5 separate regions of the Homo sapiens genome follow, and regions 1, 2, 4 and 5 are each linked to region 3. The links are chromatin loops, found by intact Hi-C in ENCODE. Cell type or tissue: heart right ventricle. All regions are shown on one strand. Region 1 has its middle 150 kb from the start of POLR2M. Region 2 overlaps GCOM1 (GCOM1, MYZAP-POLR2M combined locus). Region 3 holds the start of LOC105370834 (a long non-coding RNA gene). Region 4 holds the start of ALDH1A2 (aldehyde dehydrogenase 1 family member A2). Region 5 overlaps AQP9 (aquaporin 9).

The links. Hi-C counts contacts between places; a loop is a spot of excess contacts. Peaks named below come from ENCODE experiments on the same cell type or tissue, not always from the same donor. Only the 100,000 strongest peaks of a DNase experiment are listed, where the experiment ranks them.
Region 1: a loop joins it to region 3, with 4 times the contacts of the local background. A loop is called at or near these places in 25 of 110 quality-filtered maps.
Region 2: it touches region 3 in a loop (7-fold over the local background); 22 of 110 quality-filtered maps call a loop at or near these places.
Region 4: it touches region 3 in a loop (5-fold over the local background); 27 of 110 quality-filtered maps call a loop at or near these places.
Region 5: it touches region 3 in a loop (7-fold over the local background); 23 of 110 quality-filtered maps call a loop at or near these places.

The regions. Positions count from the first base shown.
Region 1 is chr15:57,855,018-57,859,017 of GRCh38, forward strand. No RefSeq gene overlaps it. Among named protein-coding and RNA genes, the nearest start is that of POLR2M, 150 kb to the left of the region's middle. In heart right ventricle, no CTCF peak of the experiment used is centred here; no DNase peak of the experiment used is centred here.
Region 2 is chr15:57,665,651-57,669,650 of GRCh38, forward strand. All of the region lies in intron 10 of GCOM1 (GCOM1, MYZAP-POLR2M combined locus), which reads left to right. The region is part of intron 11 of MYZAP (myocardial zonula adherens protein); the gene reads left to right. It also overlaps the pseudogene LOC124903589. Among named protein-coding and RNA genes, the nearest start is that of POLR2M, 39 kb to the right of the region's middle. In heart right ventricle, a CTCF peak has its summit at 1,793 (motif pointing right); no DNase peak of the experiment used is centred here; H3K4me3 peaks cover 509 bases; H3K27ac peaks cover 2,164 bases.
Region 3 is chr15:57,730,532-57,734,531 of GRCh38, forward strand. It overlaps LOC105370834 (a long non-coding RNA gene), which reads left to right and starts at 1,880. Exons shown (of 6, transcript XR_001751554.3): 1 at 1,880-2,247. In heart right ventricle, a CTCF peak has its summit at 2,174 (motif pointing right); a DNase peak (open chromatin) is centred at 2,179.
Region 4 is chr15:58,064,928-58,068,927 of GRCh38, forward strand. It overlaps ALDH1A2 (aldehyde dehydrogenase 1 family member A2), which reads right to left and starts at 784. Exons shown (of 13, transcript NM_003888.4): 1 at 607-784. The coding sequence starts at 723. It overlaps ALDH1A2-AS1 (ALDH1A2 antisense RNA 1), which reads left to right and starts at 298. Exons shown (of 3, transcript NR_147215.1): 1 at 298-815; 2 at 1,888-2,007. RefSeq lists enhancers at 1-321, 322-841 and a silencer at 1,450-1,639. In heart right ventricle, CTCF peaks have their summits at 1,562 (motif pointing left) and 1,769; DNase peaks (open chromatin) are centred at 164, 904 and 1,554; H3K4me3 peaks cover 1,838 bases; H3K27ac peaks cover 2,334 bases; H3K27me3 peaks cover 2,313 bases.
Region 5 is chr15:58,180,621-58,184,620 of GRCh38, forward strand. AQP9 (aquaporin 9) reads left to right here. Exons shown (of 6, transcript NM_020980.5): 6 at 3,341-4,000. The coding sequence ends at 3,515. Among named protein-coding and RNA genes, the nearest start is that of AQP9, 44 kb to the left of the region's middle. In heart right ventricle, CTCF peaks have their summits at 2,119 (motif pointing left) and 2,320; a DNase peak (open chromatin) is centred at 2,091; H3K27me3 peaks cover 620 bases.

The DNA.
Region 1 (4,000 bases), 120 kb after region 3:
CCAAAGTCTGCCTCAATGTCTGTGTTTAGCATGTGCAACCTTGGCCTTCCCTTCAGTTTGTATAATTGCTGGCCTCTATTCTAGCAAATAGTAAGCAAACACTCTAGTTTGGGGTAATATTTTAATCGCTGTCTTCTTAGCATGGCACTGCAGGTCTTTGGGTCCTTCTGAATCTGCCTGTCTGCCCTCCAGCCTCATCCATCACACTGGGAGAACACTGAGCCAACATGCAGTCCAGGGTCACAGCATTGAGCCTCCTCTGCCTTCAATGCTGTTACCTTCTCCACCTGGCCAAGCTCTCCTCCTCCTTCCAAACCCAAATCAAGGCCCACTTTGTTTCTAAATTTTTTTGGGCCACTTCTTGCTCTTGCCCTGTCTAGGGAGAATTAAGCCTCCACAATTAGGTGGCATTTTGTTTATACTCTTACCACATATACAGTGTGCTATGGTCTGAATCTTTGCACTCCCAAATTCAGACATTGAAACCTAACCCCCAAGATGATGGTGTTAAGAGATGAGGCCTAGGGGAGGTGACATAATCACCCTTGTAGATTTTTTAAGGACGCTCTTAGTGCCCTTATAAAAGTAGCTTGAGGATTTTGTTTGCCTCTTCCACCCCGTGAGGATACAGCAACAAGTTGGGGCAGAAGGTGAGCTCTCACCAGACACTGAATCTGTTGGCACCTGGATCTTGGATTTCCCAGCCTCCAGAACTGTTAGCAATACATTTCTATTGTTGATAAATTACCGAGTCTAAGGTATTTGGTGGTAGCAGCCTGAACTGAGATACTGTGTAATTTTAGTTATCAGTAATAGTATTATCATTATAATAACAGCTATCTTCGGTTATTAGGTTAGTGCAAAAGTAGTCATGGTTTTGGTCATTACTTTTAGTAGCAAAGACCATAATAACTTTGCACCAACTGAATACTAGCTTCCAGAAATGGAGCTAAGGACTTGTATTAGGTCATTTAAATATAATTTGATTTTGCCCCATTTTTCAGAGGAGGAAATGAATGTACAGAGGTGTTATCAAGTGGTCCAAATGCTCACACCAAGCAAGTGGCAGAGCCAAGCATCATACCAGCCAGTCTGAGTCTGAAGCCTGTGGTCTTTACCCCTGGCCTACACAGCACATTCATGCATGTCCTCGTCTTTTTGTTGGGTTGGGAATTTTGATGGAAAGTTTTCTCCTTCATCCACATTTGTGTTCACTGTCCTACATATATGGGGCCCTCAACATTGCAGCACTTTATTTTTCAGGTGAGTTTTCATCCAGACATTGATGGCAGAAGCTTTTTGGAGAGAGGTGATGAAGAAATGCCATCAGGCTGCTTATTAATGGGATGAGATGAGACCTCTAACATTGCCAATGGGACAAAATACCACCAGTCCCACAAAGGCATGTCTGTGGGGTGTGGTGGGGTGGAGGAGGGTCTACTGCATTGCATGACAGCGAGATAGGGAGAGAGATCAGGTATGAGGACAAACATCCGAGGTGGGGTGATGGTGCACAAAGGGCAGTCTAAACTGAGCATCTTCAATGAGGCAGTCTCTTGATTTTTGCTTTACACTCCTGCCCTTTTAATCTCCTATTTCCCATTTTCATATAGAAAACAGAGACTCACAGGGGACTAAGTAACTTGTCCAAAGTTACGTGGCTAGTAAGTGGCTGACCTCCCCATCCAGGCATGGGGCCAAAGTTGAAACCCTTGGATAGAGTATGCTGATTTTAGTTTCAAGTTTAAGGCCACTGCATTGCCCTGCCCTGCCCGGGGCCATGGCTGTAAGTATAATCTTGTGCCTTGAGGAAAAGGGGCCTGTTGGCTTCATATACAAATGTTTAATGTAGTGGTTAGTAATAGGTGGGGGAGGGAATGCCTTGGTCTGGCATTGAAGGATGCTGCTGAACTCTGACGTGGCGTATTAACCAGCCTGCAAAGAAAATGAACTCAAAAATGTAGTCAGCTACCTTAACCTGACACGCGGAATCTGTGGTTGAAGGCTGCAGCTCTACTATGCAAATAGTTCTTATCCCCTGTGTCAGCTAAGGTTCAATACCCATCCCTCCTTCCCACCCTTGGTATTATCAAAATACTAAAGTATTTTTTAGTATTTTCAAATACTAAAGACAAATGATTTTATATTTTAAATACCTGTATTTTATGAAAGAGCAATATTAAAAATACTGAAAAAGCTTGCTTTCTTTAGGCAAGTTAATAGCTTTATATCACCTTTAAGCAGAGAAACTCTAAATTTGAGCACTAATGCTCCCTGTGTTCAATCTTTCCTCACCTGGAAGGGGGATGAAGGAATCACGCCTGGGTTTCTTCAAGTCTAAACAACTATCATCCCCCCATTGTTTCCGTTTCCTTTTAGTGTTAGATCTTTCATTTCATTTGGGGTCATTATTTTTGTGCCTTGATCTCTGGGATTATAGTTGCCCAGTTCTGCTCGCGTACAAATGAAGTGGAGCCTTCATTAGTTCTACCCCATTTATGACAGCATTCTTCCTTGTGCAATGTAGGGAGCCTAATGTGGTCTTACTGAAGTCTCTATGACCCACTCTGTGTCATAGAATTGCATTCTCTTGGATCTTGGATAGCGAATTACAAGTTTGATTGGGTTTCAGCAATGCACTTGGCTGAAAATACACGTAAGACTTTATTTTGGGGGATGCCATTCCAATGAAGTTAGTTGTCCACATTTTCTATTCCACTTTCATTTTGAACATCGTTAGTGTTTTCCATTTCCTAGCCTTTCTTTGCAAGGTTCATTTAAGATAATTAAGATTTTGGTGAATGACAGAATGGTAATTCCAACCGCAAGCCCTATGAGATGGGGAAGGATGAGTCAAATAAGGTTAAACGATGGGTGACAGGGAATCCCTTCTCTTGACACCATTTCTAAATTTGCAAGAAACTTGAACCCTGGAGTGCTTAACTCTTCTTCCACTCCATGTCCAAAGGGTATTATTGTCATGAAGGAGGTCTTTGAAGTGTTAGTAGGATGCTTGTGGTTTCAAAACATTTTCTCCTTCTCTGGTGCAGTCTCCCCACAGCTGTTTTCATTGCCCCTCCTTCCTCCTACCCAAGATGTTCTGCCAAACATGCACCTCCTCCAAGTGACAACAGCCCTCTGACCAAATAGAAATTGCTACCCCACTAACAAATTAGAGATGTCCTCAGGCCCAAAGTTTCCCCAAGATTTTAGACTCCTCTGCCCAAGAACTTTGGGACAGTTTTCCATACCTTAGACAACTGTTGGTGTCAGTGGCAACTATTAACTCCTTCTTTAGAGGCAACTAATTAAGATCCAAGATCAGGAATATGTTTCCTTTGTTTTCTACCTGACCAAAGGCTCCTCTCTTCTGGGGCAACCCCCAGGATTGGAGTAGCCTTTGTATTTTTTACTGTGTAGGGGAAAAATTTACAAATGTCTATCAATCAATCCTAGTTTTCTAGTTATTTAGGCAGCTACTCAATGTTCATAATCATTTCTACCCAGGTATCTGTGGCAGCCTCTCATTTTGCGGCAGATGTGACAGTCATATGTGATCTAGGGTTTGGGATGATTTTACCTTGAGAAATGCCCTAGGAGTCTATGATAGTCTTCAACAAGGAGGAAATATTGTGTATTATTCACGGTTTTACTGTTATTTAATCACAGAGGAACTATATGTTTGGCTATAAGCTATGTCTTAGAACTGGGTTAATGATCCCAAGCAGAATGTCTGTCACACAGGTCATCAGTCAATGTTTGCAGAATAAGCCAGCTAGGGTTTTATTTAAAAAAAAAAAAATCAACATGCCAAAGGGTTAGCTGGCACAGATGAGAATCTATATTCTGGGTAATATTCTCTAGTAGTAAAAAAAGATAAGGAAAGGTAAAGACCAAATTATTTGACATAAATGCTTTTAATGGGATAGGAAGAAAAGAAAAAAGTAAAACTAGTTGAGGTGAGCGAGTGTAGAACCTTGGATTTCTAATTCAAGATGAG
Region 2 (4,000 bases), 65 kb before region 3:
CAGCACTGTGCTGGAGCTGCTTCATACTGGTTAATGAAAGCGGAAGACATGCATCACTTCTCAGGTCTCCATTTGGGGATGTCATGTTGGTCGCTTGCAATTAGCTATGGAGGAGGTCTTGACACCACAGAAATTGACATATGTCACAATCAGAGCTTTTTAACCTAGGGATTTTATTGTCAAAAATTTACTAGTGCACCATTAGTGTTATGTAACTCTGCAGTTATACCTAAGGGCTTTGTGTTTTTACCCTGACACCTCTGCTTACAAGCAGAGTAACTCTGGGCAGGTAATTCTACCCCTCTGAGCATCAGTTTCAGCATTTGTGAAATAGGGATAATCCCTCCCACTTGAAAGAAACTTTTTATGATTAAATAATAGATACAAAAGACTTAGAATTGTGCTTGGCACAGTGCGAAAGATGGACAAATGTTAATTCTTTCTTAATTACTCAACCTTTTGGAGACTTCGGTTCTGACTCACATTCTGCCATTATCTGTGCATGACCTTGGGCAAATCATGCCACCAACAACCTGGACTCGGTTAGTTCATCTTTAAAAAAGGGAGAAGGCTTAGATCAACTCTGAGATTATTACCATTTTTAATGTTTGAAAACTTTGTTGAAATGTTGAAATCGTATTAGGATCCTAGACAGTTAAGGGAACACCCTCTACCTGATCCTGGGCTCGGAGAAAAGGACAGGCCCTTTCCTAGGTCATGGCTGACACTCTAGAACCCTTCTTCTTTTCTTTTAAAACAGAGAATATGGATTATTTTAGTCCCTGGATTCATCATTTGTGCTTACCTGGGTTTAAACTCATTAGATTTTGAACTCCCTCCTCCCTCTGCCCCAAATCCAAATGACACAGCAGACTCCTAAAAGCTTGCTCTAGCCTGGCCCTGTCAGACTACATTTTCATCAACCAATTTAAAATCTTCCTGATCCCGCTGATGAGTGAGAACATGCGGTGTTCAGGGGACATAAACATGGGAACGATAAACACTGGGGATTACTAGATGCGGGAAAGAGGGAGGGGGAAAAGGTCTGAAAAACCACCTACTAGGTACTATGCTTATTACCTGGGTGATGGCCTCAGTCATACCCCACACCTCAGCATCCCACAATATACCTTTGTCACCAACCTGCACATGTGCCCTCTGATTCTAAAATAAATGTGAAAAAGAAAATCTTCCTGATAACAAAAATATGCCCATTCTTTTTTCTTTTTCTTTTTTTCAAACAATTTTTTTTATTAGCTCAACTTCTGGAGAAGAAGAAATATTCTCCATTTCCAATATAGAAAATGTTCTTAAAATAACATTGCAAGCATTTATCTTCATAAGCTTTCTGAAACTCTGAACAGATTTCGTTACACTTTTCTCTGTCGGATATACTACACTTACAGCTCAATTCAAAAGTCAGAGGAAAGGAGTCAAATGTCTTGGTTTTGTCCATCCTGCATTTAATGTGTGTTGTGTAGCACCTGAGCCTCTCAGTGTGTCTGTTATGCATTCTTGCGACTATTATTAATTTTTCTGTGTAATGTTGGAGCGGCAGCACCAGGCACTCGGCTCCCCACATGCATTTTATGGAACACACATTCAGTGTATGTGCTACAGCCCCCGAGCTGCCCACACCCCTGGGCCTGAGGGGAATGGTGGGGGAGGTGACCGCCAAACATTCGTGACATAATTTCCAAAAAATGTCCAGAAGTGCTGCACATTTTCTCCCTTCGTGAAAGGCACATGTGCCTCCCAAGCCATTGGGTTGGTATTCGTTACACATATAAACACAAGGGGGTGGTGTTTGAAAGCAGGAAAACCATGGAATTTGCTTCTCAATCCCAGAAGCAATCTTTTTTGTAGCACAGTCCAGGCAGCAGTCTGAGGCTATTCTTTGTCGTTCCACTGTAGTCATATTCTGCAAGACTAAGAAGGAGATAGTCTTGATTTATTGTATCAAATCGGTTAATTTAATTTTTAAAGACTTTTCTTAAATCTGTCCCACGCTCTCTAACTCTCCTCTTACTGCCCATGTTCAGGCTCTCATCATCTTTTATTTTTTACCTTATCAACTTAGTTATTTATTAACTTACATAAATAAGTTTCTGTTATTTATTAACTTACATAAGTAAGTGTTTCTGTTTAAGCATATAATCCACTGAGTTTTGACAGTGTTTATACCCATGAAATAACCACTACAATCAAGATAGAGAGAATTTCTATCACCCCACCAAAGATTCTGTTTCAGTTTGCAACCCAGCTTTCCATTCATCCCTAGGCAATTCTTGATCTTTTTTTTCTGTAGATGGTGAGTCACTTTTTATCACTTTTGGTCACTATGGATTTCCATTTAGTGGGAATCCACTGTATGATTTGCATTTCTAGAAATGGAATCATATAGCATGCCCTCTTCTCTGTCCAGCTTCTTTCACTCAGCATAATGATTTGAGGCGCATCTAAGTTGTATGCATTCCCTTTTGTTGCAGAGTGGTATTCCATTGTATGAATATATCGCAGTTTATTCATTCAGCTGACAAAATACATTTGAGTTGTTTCCAGCTCTGGGCTATTGTGAATAAAGCTGCAGTGAGCATTAGAGTACAACTCATTATGTGAAGATAGTTTTAGTTCCTCTTGGGTAAATTCCTGGTAGTGGAATAGCTGGGTCGTAAAAGGAGGTATAAGTTTAACTTTTTAAGAGACCGTCAGTTTTTCAAAGGGGTTGTAGTATTTTAATTTTCCAGCAGTTTGAGTGTACCAGTGTCTCCATATCCTAACCCAGACCTAGTATTGCCAACCTTTTAAATTTAGCCATTCAGTGTTATAGCTTTTAGAATTTGTCTAGTAGGTTTTCTGGCTTTGAAAGCTCCAAAATAAAAATAAAAACAAAAGAAAATAAATTGAGCCATGCTAGGGGATATAGAGTGCTGTCTCATGTGGTTTTAATGTGCATTTCCTTGTCAACTGGTGATGCTGAGCATCTTTTCTTCTTTTCGAGAATCTTTTCATATGCTTTTTGCCATTTATAAGTTTCATCTTTTGAAGTGTCTGTTCCAATCTTTAGTCCGTTGTTTTATTGAGCTTTTAGTTTTCTTACTATTGAGTTGGAAGAGTTCTTTATATATTCTGGATTCGAGTCCTTTGTCAGATGTATGTGCTATGAACATTTTCTCCCATCCTGTGACTTACTTTTTTGTTTTCTTAATGATGTCTGTTGAAGATATATATATATATATATATATTTTTTTTTTTTTGCAATGGGGTCTTGCACAGATACCCAAGCTGGAGTACAGTGGTGCAATCTTGGCTCAATGCAGCCTTGACATCCTGGGCTTAAGTTATCTCCTACCTCTCAGCCTCCTGAGTAGCTGGCACTGCAGGTGCATGCCACCACGCTCGGCTAATTTTTGTATTTTTAGTAGAGATGGTTTCACCACGTTGCCCGGGCTGGTCTCGAACTCCTGAGCTCAAGTGATCAGCCCATGTCGGGTTCCCAAAGTACTGGGATTATAGGCATGAGCCACCATGCCAGGCCCTGTTGAAGAGATTTTTTATTTTTGGTTTTCAATTAACCATTTATTTCTTTTATGATTTTTGTCTTTTGTGTCCTGAGAAATATTTGCCTACTACAAGGTCACAAATATGTTCTCCTGTGATTTCCCCTAAGAATTTTATGGTTTTTACTTGTTTATTTAGTTGATCCATTTTAAGTTGATTTTTGGGTTTTGTGTGAAGCAAAGGTATCAATACTCTTTTTTTCTACACAGATGCCCAGTTGTTTACTTTTAATGTCTCTTTAATTTCTGATATTATTTGTACCCTCTTTCTCTCCCTATCTTATCCACTCTGTGTCTCTGTCTCTCTTTCTCTTTCTCTTCTTTAACCAGATAGTGGGTTATCAATTTTTGTTGATTTTAAAAAATAATTAAAATAGCTTTTGGCTTTGGTGATTTTCTCCATTGCTTGTCTGCTTTCTATTTTATTGACTTTTGCCCTG
Region 3 (4,000 bases):
GGGAACACATTTCTGTTGTTTTATGTATGTATGTATGTATGTATGTATGTATGTATGTATGTATGTATGTATTTATTTTTGAGACGGAGTCTAGCTCAGTCAGCCCAGGCTGGAGTACAGTGCCGCGATCTCGGCTCACTGCAAGCTCTGTCTCCTGGGTTCACGACATTCTCCTGCCTCAGCCTTCCGAGTAGCTGGGACTACAGGCACCCGCCACCGTGCCCAGCTAATTTTTTTTTTTTTTGTATTTTTAGTAGAGAGGGGGTTTCACCGTGTTAGCCAGGATGGTCTTGATCTCCTGACTTCGTGATCCACCCACCTCGGCCTCCCAAAGTGCTGGGATTACAGGTGTGAGCCACCGCGCCCAGCCTGTTGTTTTAAACCAACCAGTTTGTGGTAATTTGTTATGGCAGCTCAACAAAATGAATACAGGAAGCCAGGCCTTTCTACCATGCATGATCCGTCACTGGCTGTGGACTGCCTCTGGAAGGATGGGTGTCCTCGGGGGAGCCAGCTGTCTTCAGCTGAAGCAATCCTCAAAGAGGGCTGACAGCTGAGGGCCATTCTCTGGCAGCACTCCCAGCAGCTGGGGGATTAGATTCTTTATTCCTGAAGGGGATCTGGGTGGCACGTTAGAGCAGCCACTTCCCTGACCCTCAGTTTTCCCATCTACATAGTGGGAATAACAATAAGACCTATCTCATAAGGTTATTAGGAGATTAAATTAGATGATCATACTAATAGCGAACATTAGTGAGCACTCACTGTATACATGCCAGACACATCAAGTACCTGAGTTCATATTCAGGTGCCCAGCATATTGTAAGCCCCTGGCAAACAGTACTTATTATTAGTGGATGTGTCCAAGGTCACCCAGCTGTCACAACCAGGACAGAACCCAGATCTCCTGACTCTTGGGCCAATGCTTCTTCTGTAATAGGTCCCTCCTGCATGTACCTAAATATGTCTTCTTTTCATGATGGCCATAGTAATTTCATGCAATGAAACAAAATTTGTGCTGCACAAAAGAAATGCTATTTTGCCTCATCATCTGAAAGGAAGAGCTGTGAGTTGTCTGAAATTCATTCACACTCTCTCAGGCAGACCCTGTGTGACCAAAGTCATTAATTTGTGGGACAGGCTGGGGCAGGAGAGGCTGGGCACAGCTCCCTGCTGCATACAGCTAATTGGCCTCTGCGGCCCCACGTTCCAGTCCCAGCATCTGCTGACATGGCATTCCTAAGAAGAGGGGAGAGGCCAGATACTATCATTTTAAAGAGGACAAAGTGAAGGACAGAGAGATTAGCTGATCTGCCCCCTTAATTATGCGGTGAGCTCGCAATGGAGCCAAGGATTGAATCCAGATTTCTCAAGTCCCAGATGGGTTTTTTCATCAGGAGGTCCTGCCACATTCCTTCTCTTGGAACCGCCCCCTCTCTGGATCCCAGAAACACATACCTGGGTTGAGTTCGTGAGTTTGTGTGTGTCTCTGTTCCCTTCATGTTATCTTGATTCTTAAAAAGAAAGGAAAAAAATGCACTTACCCTTAGAAAATGATCACTTAATTGAGATTAGTAGGAGGATGCACACATTTCTTAAATGCTTTTTTTTTTTTTTTTTTTTGATACAGGGTCTTCTGCTTTGCAGCCCAGACTGGAGTGCAATGGTGTGATCATAGCTCACTGCATCCTGAAACTCCTGGGCTCAAGCAATCTTTCTGCCTCAGCCTCCTGAGTAGCTGGGACTGCAGGAACAAGCTACCACACCAGGGTAATTAATTTTTTTTTTTTTTTTGATAGAGACAGGGTTTTGCTCTGTTGCGCAGGCTGGTGCTGAACTCCTGGGCTCAAGTGATCTTTCCACCACAGCCTCCCAAAGTGCTGGGATGATGGTCCTGAGCCACTGCATCTGGCCTAACTGCTTTTAACCACCTTTATTTTTCAAGAATTTTTGGCTTGACACATCCAGAGCCCAAACAGAAGAGGTCTTCAGATTTGACCCACGCATTTCTTGCCAGAAGAATTTATATATGAAGGCGTTGTGCAAGTTATTAATGTTAAAAGGAATTTCCTCCTCCAGTAAAAAATCTGAAATAAAATTAATATTGGCACAATCTGAGACTAAGAAGAGACACTGGCCATCCAGGAGTTTCCATAGGCCACGCTCCAATGTGAGCTTTCACCACTAGAGGGCGTGATCTGAATTGTGCACTCAGCGTTTCTTCCAAGAGTAATCGTTCCCAACAAGGTAATTTACCAAAGAATTACTTACTGTCGACTTTAGATACATATCCCAATTATGTCTCCCCTCCCAACTAAATTCTAGATTTAAAAAGTATGGACAATATAAGAAACAAAGCAATTTGCAAACGTTTATCTAACTGACCACATTGTTTCTATTTTGGTTACTCTTTTTGGGAAACCGCCAAAGTAAATACCCTCCTGTGAGTTGGCTTGGGGTCATCCGGCCTGGTCTCCTCTGCCCAGCCCCTTTATCTCAGCCTGGATCTTCTTTGGAAACAGAAATCATTTTCTCTTCCATCTTCTGGTGTTGAGGTTTAGTCATTCTTTCCTTCAAAGAGCTGAGAAGTCCTTTAAAAGCAAGACACAGCTTGTTGGTTGGTTCATTTGGTCATTCATTCATTCCATGGATGTTCACGAACATGAACATACCATGTGATAGACTGTAGAGCTAATTCCTTGACCTCTTAAAATGAACAGTGTAGGGGGAAACCGTAATAGTTAAAAATAGGGAAATGTACTGAAGGGTGCTATGGAAGCATGAATTCTACTTGCCCCTGCTCACCTTCACAAAGGTAACTGATCATCCATACTCAAAAGAGACCACACAGTGCTAGAATTCTCATGGCACATCACCAGGTAATGCTGCATTACCTCCACTGTTGGCTTTAAAAGTGTATTTCCTTTAGGCTAAACTTGTAGTAAAAATAAATCTATTAGCAGGAGAGCAACAAAAGTGCTCTGAGGAGAAAAGTCCTGGGCTATTGGGCTAGGAATCAAGATATATTGGGTGGTGGGGAAGGGGGTGGGAGGGGAGGTTACAGCTTGAGGGGGTGGGGCAGAATTCTTGCTTTGCTGTTAGCAAATTGAGTGCTTGGCCAAGTCAGTTGACTTCTTGGGATTTGCATTGTCCAGTTTCTAAAATGAAGGAGTTGAACCTGGTCAACGTGTTCCAAAATGTGTCTCTTAAAACAGAAATCTTGAGAAAAATGGAATTTGGGGATCAGATGGGTTTCGGAAATATAGCGTAATATCTGCCCCTTTTCACCCACTCTCCCATGGTAATTCCAAATCACCTGAGCTTATTAAAGGTTTGAGAGGTCCTAGAGTAAAAAGCCTGCTTAACTTTATTTAATTCAGTGTTTCCCAAATGTATTTGCCTGGAGATTCAGTTTTATGTGATAGCTATTAATGTAGAAATGCTGGACTAGATATTCATTGAAAAGCCGATAAACATTTATTGAATGACTACTTTGCGCTAGGAAGCCACCTCTCTGGCTGTATTACATGAGTCTGTGAATTTTATGATTTAATCAAGTAAACAGGAGATTTTCCTGTAGGTTACATCTTCTAATTAATCTGTTCACAGTTTCCAGAAGATACTGTGTTGTATCATTAGTGGTTTTTCACATTTGTAGCAAACTTTTTCTTCACTTTATATTGGAGTTCAAAACAGATTTAATTCTTTTTAATTAACATGGTGAACAGCAGAGGATAAATAGTGTTGACCCCTTGCTGGTCTTAACTCCCCATCTGATCGTAGCTTGGACCAACCTTCAGATGCACTGGGCTCTTTTGAATGTTTATGCAAATTTCATTTATTCATGTCCCCCCTTTTTTTGGGTTCTAGGTACTTTAACAATTTGGATAAAATTCATTTGGTTTTGGAAAGGAGAAACTTTTAGTACATGCTTTCTTTTGTGCAGCTGATGAAAAAAATCCCCATCTGGTTCGCTAAAAAATACAATCGTGTTGTCTTT
Region 4 (4,000 bases), 330 kb after region 3:
CCCAGGGAAACTGCCGCTGCCTACAAAATTCACATGAAACGCTGACGTTGGAGTTACTGTACTTATCAGTCAGGTTTCCGTGAAATTTGTCAAACCGGCCAGAGCGCTGGTGTCTTGACAATTCCTTACGGGAAAGCCCCTCAGCACCCTCCGGGCTGTGGAGGACCTGATTGGGACCAACAGCCGAGGGGCCCGGAAGGCGGAGGACCGAGAGGCGACGGCCAGGCTGCGTGGCCAAGCTGACGGGGAACCCCGGCCTCCATCTGAGGATACTAAGCGGTTCCGACGCCTTCCCCCGCGGCAGTCGGGACCGGGAGAATCGGACAGAAACCAGCCTCAGAGTCCGGGGCAGGAGCCGTTGACGGCTGCCCCTCAACGCTGCGCTTCGGGTTGGGTTAAGTCCCCAAGGCGTCCTCAGACCACGGCGGGGCTTCAAACGCCCCAGTCCCGAAGACAGGCAGGGGGTCCCTCTGCTGCGCCGGGATGACAGGCTGGCCCCGACGACCCCGGCCCCGTCCCGCAGCCCTCACCCGCTGAAGAGATCGGGGAAACCGAAGAAGGTTCTAGAAAGTCTCCGTGGACGACGGGCGCTGGGCGGCCGCTTACCTTGGTGTACTTAATTTCGAGATTGGGCGTGGGCGACGGCAGGAGGTGCAGCGACGCCATGAGGGCGGCGGGGTCGGCCTTCACCTCGCCGGGCATCTCTATCTTGCTGGAAGTCATGGTGGCGGGCCGGGTGTCCCTAGCCCGCGGCGTGGGGCAGTGCGGGCTGTGCGCGCGGTCCGCGGCCCGGGGGCGCGCTCGCCTGTATATAGGCAGGTGTCAAGCTGGGGCTCTTCTTATTGGACGTGAGGGCCGAGGCGCGGGGGGCTGGTCCATCCTACCTAGGACGCCCGGCGCAGCCTCCATTTACATAAAGCCCGCGCCGCGCGGCCGGGACGCTTGGCGCCCACGGTCAAGTCCGCCCGGCGCTCCCGCCCCCCGGCCGCGGAGACCAGCCCACGCCGCCTCCACAGTCCTCGACGGTGGGAGCGGAACTTGCGCCGCGGCCCGCGGGCCTCGGCCAGCCGGACTTGGTCTCCGGGTCCCTGGGTCAGAGTCGGCGGGAGGCGCACAGCGGCCGAAGTCGAGCGAGGGTCGTGGCCCCCGGAAGCGGAGCTGGCAGGGGCTGGCGGGGACCGGAGCGGCCCGGTGCTGCTTCGGAGTAGAGAAAGGCCAGGAAAGTCCAGGCTGCGGAGGGCGGCTCCCAGCTCGCCCACGTTCCCTCCCATCCCCGTCCCAGGACCCACCGAACCCCGTCCCCCTTCCTTTCCGGAGACCCGGGAGGGCGTCCTCCGTTCTCCTCCTCCGGGCAGGGGCGCCAGGCTCTCGGCAGCTACGCCCTCTCCCCCGACCCCCCGACTCCCCTCAGCCGGGCCGAGGTGCATGGTGGCCAGAGGGTCAGGGAGAGGTGGCAGTGGGTGCGAGTCCCCCTCGCCTCGGGCTCAGAATGAGGATCCCTGCGAGCGGGTCAGCGCGGGGCGGCCCTTGCCAGGCGTCGCCCGCCCAGTTGCTGCCCTCTGCCGGCCGGGACCGCCCGGGCGGCTTGCGCTGTGGCGGGAGGATATGGGCAGTGATCATCCCCGGCTCCTCCGAGGAGCTGCATGCTTCGTGGGCTCCTTTAGTTCTTCTCGGATCCCCTCTTCCGGCTGTTTCCCCTCCTCACCCAGCACACCCACAGAAACACTATTTTGTTTTTCTGTTGTTCCTTACACGCTAAGAGCTATCGTCCCGCCAGACCTTAGGCTCATTTTACTGTCCCTTTGGGATTGAGTTTCCATCTCCCCCCTAATCTAAGTGTTTCCAAAGTCTAACAAGCTGCCCTCTAGTCTGTGGATCGGCCTGCAGGTGTAAACCAAGAACCTAGAGACCCTGCCTCAGAATGGGCTTTGGACTCCGTGGACTAAATCAAGGCCGCATGGAAAGACCTGCATAAGTCCCTTCCCTTCCTTACTCCTCACTCCAAATGTAAGCTTGACAGGGGCCTACAGTGTTGATAAACGCTTTTTCTACACTACCAAGCAACACTGTGATTCTCGTCTTTTTGTTTTGTTTGAAGAGACAGGGTCTCACTCCTTCACTCAGGCTGGAATGCAGTGGCACCGTGACAGCTCACTGTGATCTTGAACTGGGCTCAAGTGACCCTACCACCTCAGCCTCCCAAAGTGCTAGGATTATAGGCATGAGCCACTGCACCCGGCCTGATTCTCATCTTAAATGCCATTTTTAGAGCCGCTGGAGTCCCATTTCTTGGGCGTTAAGAAAACATTAAGCATCAGCCAGAAAACATCTTTCCTTAGATACTTTGAGTAACTAAAACTGCCTAATGCTCAGCGCTCAGATGCTAAGCAATAGTGAAAACAGACAAAAATATTTCATTTTAGTATTAGGTTTATAGAAATAAGTTCCAGCCTCTCAGAACCCAAAGTGACCTGGGTGAATCGTTTTCATGGAGAAACTACAGACCTTAGCTTGGGCAGTCGAGGGATCTGTACTCAGGGAATTTCTATGGCCAAAAATTATGACTTAATAACAGTGTATGCTCATAAGATATACTTTTATCAAAGCCTTAGAAGGTTAGAGATACAATTGAGAAATAAAAAAGTAAAATCTTAGAGTTCATTGGGGAGAAAGAGAGGGTTCCAGCAAGGGGGAACAGTGATACCTGTGGAAAAACTTATCACTAGTTATGAGAGGCTGTGGGGAAAACATGAAAAAGAGCCATAACAACATGAGCTGAGTGCTCCAAGGAGGACGCCTACTCCCTGGGAAAGCTGACCTTTGGCTGGGTCTTAAGGGAGAAGGGAGGCTTCAACAAGAGCAAAAAGAACACTATAGAAAAGGTATAGAGGCTGGGCACGGTGGCTCATGCCTGTAATCCCAGCAGTTTGGGAGGCCGAGGCGGGTGGATCACTTGAGGTCAGGAGTTCAAGACCAGCCTAACCAACATGGTGAAACCCCATCTCTACTAAAAATACAAAAATTAGCTGGGCCTGGTGGCAGGTGCGTGTAATTCTAACTACTCGGGAGGCTAAGGCAGGAGAATCGCTTGAACCCAGGAGGTGGAGGTTGTAGTGAGAGGAGATCTTGCACTCCAGCCTGTCTCCCTTGTGCCTTCCTCAGTTCCTAAAACAGCGTAGAACACATAATAACTATTTAATAAGAATTTTTGTTGGTTGATTTGAGCAAAAGACAGAGCACTTTTGACAACTTCCACCGTAAGTGAAAGTAACTTCCTTCACTGCCTGATTAAAGAACATTTTCTCCTCTTGATCTTAAACTTCGTTTTGCTTTTCCCCATCGGTGTTTTTTTGTTTTTTTGTGTTTTTTTTTTGAGACAGAGTCTCGCACTGTCATCCAGGCTGGAGTGCAATGGTGTGATCTCGGCTCACTGCAACCTCCGCCTCCCAGGTTCCAGCGATTCTCCTGCCTCAGCCTCCCGAGTAGCTGGGATTACAGGCATCTGCCACCACACCCAGCTAATTTTTTGTGTTTTGGATAGAGACAGGATTTCCCTATGTCAGCCAGGCTGATCTCGAATGCCTGACCTCATGATTCACCCACCTCGGCCTCCCAAAGTGCTGGGATTACAGGTGTCAGCCACTGTATCTGGCCAAAAAAGATATATATTTTGTCTATATTCAGCTCGTGACAGCAGCCACTTTTTGTTCAAGCCCCCTTTTTTGTTTTTTTGAGACTGTCACCAAGGCTGGAGTGCAATGGCATGATCACGGCTCACTGCAACCTCTGCCTCCTGGGTTCAAGCGATTCTCCTGCTTCTGCCTCCTGAATGGCTAGGATTACAGGCACTCACCACCATGCCTAGCTAATTTTTGTATTTTTAGTGGAGATGGAGTTTCACCATGTTGGCCAGACTGGTCTCGAACTCTTGACCTTAACTGATCCACCCTCCTCGGACTCCCAAAGTGCTGGGATTACAGGCATGAGCCACCATGCCCGG
Region 5 (4,000 bases), 450 kb after region 3:
TCAAGAAATTGACAATCCAATAAATTTCCTAGAACAGCAGTTCTCAACCAGAGGTGGGCAACTGTTCCCCAGGGCATTTTTGGTTGTCACGGCTGGACCTGAGGGAAGGGGCTGCTACTGGCATCTAATGGGTAGACGCCAGGAATGCTGTTAAGCATCCTACAATGCACACGGCACACCTCCCACAACAAAGAATTATTCAGTCCAAAATGTTAATAGGTTTGTGGTTGAGAAATTCTCTCCTAGAATGATCACAACTAGAACACGAAAATGTCCGCAACTAGGATGGATCTCTTGTATCTTTCCAATGGAGCATCAAAAACATATGTCCTAAGGATCTCCTTATTCCCAGAGCCCAGAATTCGCCCATGAGTTTCCCTTAATTCCACCATCCAGAGTCTCAGTCTTGGAGACCAAGCTCTTCTTCCACCCCCTTTGAGACCTCCTTGGTGATTCATTCAAAAGTCAAAGAGACATGGTGGTTCCAAAACAGATGGAGATCTTGCCCAATGTCCCTTTGCTCTGTTAAGTATATGTTAGGAGAACTCACGTGAAGGAAAATGTTGGAATCACCTAATGTCCCATGTCCTTAGCTAGCATCAGGATCTTTTCCCTTCCATGGAGTCATTTATTCATTCATGCAGCTACTTGATATCTTACTCAAGGCTCTCCACTAAAGATGATAAGACCTAGTTTCTGTCCTTCACTGTTGTGTTTATATTCTACTTAAGAGGTTATTCCAGAAGCTCTTACACAAGGTTGAAGCAGTCAAGTGCCATTAAAGAGATTTGACTAATTAACTCCAGGAGTTTAGAGGTCTACAGCTCCAAATTTAAGAATTATGGGAGTGGAAGTGGGAACATTTATAGTATTTGGATATGCTTAAACAAGCAACAGAGGGGTTATCTCAGGCAGAGAGAACCGTTATTCAAAGACACAATGTTAAAATCACAAGTGATCTAGTCTAGCTGGAAGGGTGCAGAAAGAAAGTTGGAAAGGGCCGTTGTCAGATCATAGAGGACCTGGACTCCCAGAATGAGAATTTTGGCTTTTCTTCTGCTCCCTGTTTTGTAGGTTATAGGGAGTAGCAAAGTATTTGGGGCAGAAGTTTGGCAGGTTTAGAATGTCAATTTAGCAAAATTAATCTGGCATCATCCTATAAGACTGATTGAAAAAGGAGAGAGTGGGGAAGTAGAAACCCATTAGGAAAGAGCAGGGTTGGCTGGTAATCCTCAACCAAAAATTTCTCCCCAAAACCTTTGAGGGACAACAGGCTTCCAAAGTGTTCTTAGAGTGTCTCATTTCCTCAGAGTTCTATATTCAAGGGAAATCCCTCAGTAGATATCCTAGCTTGGACCTACACCTAAGGTCTTAGAAAAAAAACAAGGCTACCTTGTTCCCAGGTCCCCATGTACTCCTGAACGGCAAGCAGTGGAATGATGGCAGGTACAGCGAGATGCCAGAGGGTTTGATGAGGGCAAGAGTCAACAGACCCTGGCCAAAGACTCTTGGTTTTTCCTTTAAATGTTAAGATGTTTCCCATCAAATTTCTCTCCACTTATTCACATTGTTAATGACTTAATCAGTGAAAGCTCTCAGGAGTATTATTAAATTTTTCAAATAGTTGGCCCAAAGTATTGAATCCCTAAAGATGGTCCTTTAGACAGTTAACATACACATGTTCCTGGCATCTCCCGAATCATAGTGTGCAAATGATCACTATTTGTGTGCATATAGGACTAGGCTAGGCAGGTAACCACATCTGAGCGCCTCCATTTGTGACTTGTGAACCTGATACAACATGTCCAATCTGATAAAATAAAAAGCATCCAGCCAGTGAAGAGGACGTGTACCCTGGCTGATATCTTGGACCTTCATCTGCTAAATGACAGGAAGAAATTTGCCATAAAAGGAAATGATGGACCCAACAGGTAGCTTATACTCCCTTCATGTTTTGACCTCTAGAGAAGACTTCAAGTCTTTACAGCCAAACGGGAGAGGCAGCCACCCTCCATGTGCCTCCCCTAGAAAAATCCATCTGGATTTGGGGCCTGGGGAAGGGCACTGTGAGGGCGGCCGAGTACAGCATCCTCGCTGCCGTGTGGTAAGAGTGACATCTGGTGGCTGCCATGCTCAGGCTCAGTGCTCTTCCATCAACCCTGCAAGGGCAATGGAGGACTTCGGAGACCACTTAGGTGCCCCAGGTGGAAGGGACCATGCAGATGAAGGAAATGGAGCTCACGATGGGGAATGGGGGTTTGATTTGCTCAAAGACCTTCTAGATAATCTTGAGATTAGACTTAGTTTCCTGGATTCTAGGACAGGGTTCTTGTGTCCTGCTTATTTCCTTTATCGTTCTTTCTAATCAAAGTTTGAGATATACAAAAGGCCACATGGAACATATGTGTAGTTATTCAGCATAATGATGAAAAGAAAAGCTATGGGTCCTTCTAGAATCCAACTAGAACACTGAAATTCTTACATGCCTCTGGGTACTCCTCTTGTCTCCCATCCCCTCTGCATTTATCCTGAAGTTTTGTGTTTTCCATTCCCCTGCTTTTTAAAAATACTTTTATCTTAAATGTATATATCCTTAAACAATATACTGTATAATTTGTTTGCTTTCCTGATCCTTTCTAAGAAATTATTTACATGGATTTTCTCTCTCCAAAGAAGATGGTGACAACTCACAAAGATACCTGCTTTTCCCCAGAACTATAGCTTTGCTGTAATGTACTAACATTGAGGATTTCTGGAAGAGAGAGAGCCATGGCATGACAGCCTTATCAGAGGGTAGCCTCAAGCTAAGATCTTAAAAAATAAGTACTGATTTAAATTATATTTAGAAGGCAATTCACACATCCACCTTAGATTTTTTAAAAATTCATTCATTCATTGAAAAACATTTCCTGATTGATTAGTTTGATTGTCCTCATACACTAATGATGCCCAGGAATCTCTCCACATTCTGCTTGTAATCCACAGGAATCATTATTTCAGGATGAGGGAAAGGCAATTCTGAATAATTGACCTGAACTTTCTTAGGGGCCCTCAATCTTAACGATGGGCTCAGGCACTATATTTTATAAAAAGAAAATAAATAAGACATAATATCTCACAAATATTAGTAGGACAATTAAATAGATCATCTGAAATCAGGTGTAGTGGAAAGTCAAGGATGGCAGTTGCCATGCTGCACTGAGCCCCCCTTATACTTAGCTCTTGCTGAGTTAAGAGGGAACCATGAGTGTGAGAAAGACTAACAAGTGAGTGAAAAACTAGACAGTAATACCAGGAGGAAGGCCAAGAAATGTATCACTAATTTCTTGTTTGATTTCAGAGCTGGAAACAACTTCTGGTGGATTCCTGTAGTGGGCCCTTTGGTTGGTGCTGTCATTGGAGGCCTCATCTATGTTCTTGTCATTGAAATCCACCATCCAGAGCCTGACTCAGTCTTTAAGACAGAACAATCTGAGGACAAACCAGAGAAATATGAACTCAGTGTCATCATGTAGTGGCATGCTCAGCTCTGGATTTGCAGTCAGTTTGGGATTCTCTTCAGAAAGATGGCATCTAAGTGTCTGTGTTCTTGTAAGCCTGAGGTGGAATCCACCCAGTTTTGTCTGCTAGCCATATGGGACATCTAATTGGAAAAGCATCTGCATAAAAGTTTGGAAACAATGACCACTTCTCTACCATTGTCCCCCACCCCCACCCCCCAGAATAACGCTGACTGTCCCCTGAAACAGCCTTCTCTCCTGCCCTGTTTATTTCATCCTCGATGGGAATTCTTGCTAGGTAAGCACTAATAACTCGGCATCTTGACGATAGTCCCATTTGGGTGGTTTCAGCTGCACTATCTGTATGAAATGGTGTCACCAAAACCCTTTTCTTCAGTATCGACAAAGATTACATTCTGAGTACCAACCAAACCCTAAATTGAAAGACAAAACTATGGTTTCAGTCAACATATTCATGAATTAGGGAGCTAATGGGTTAA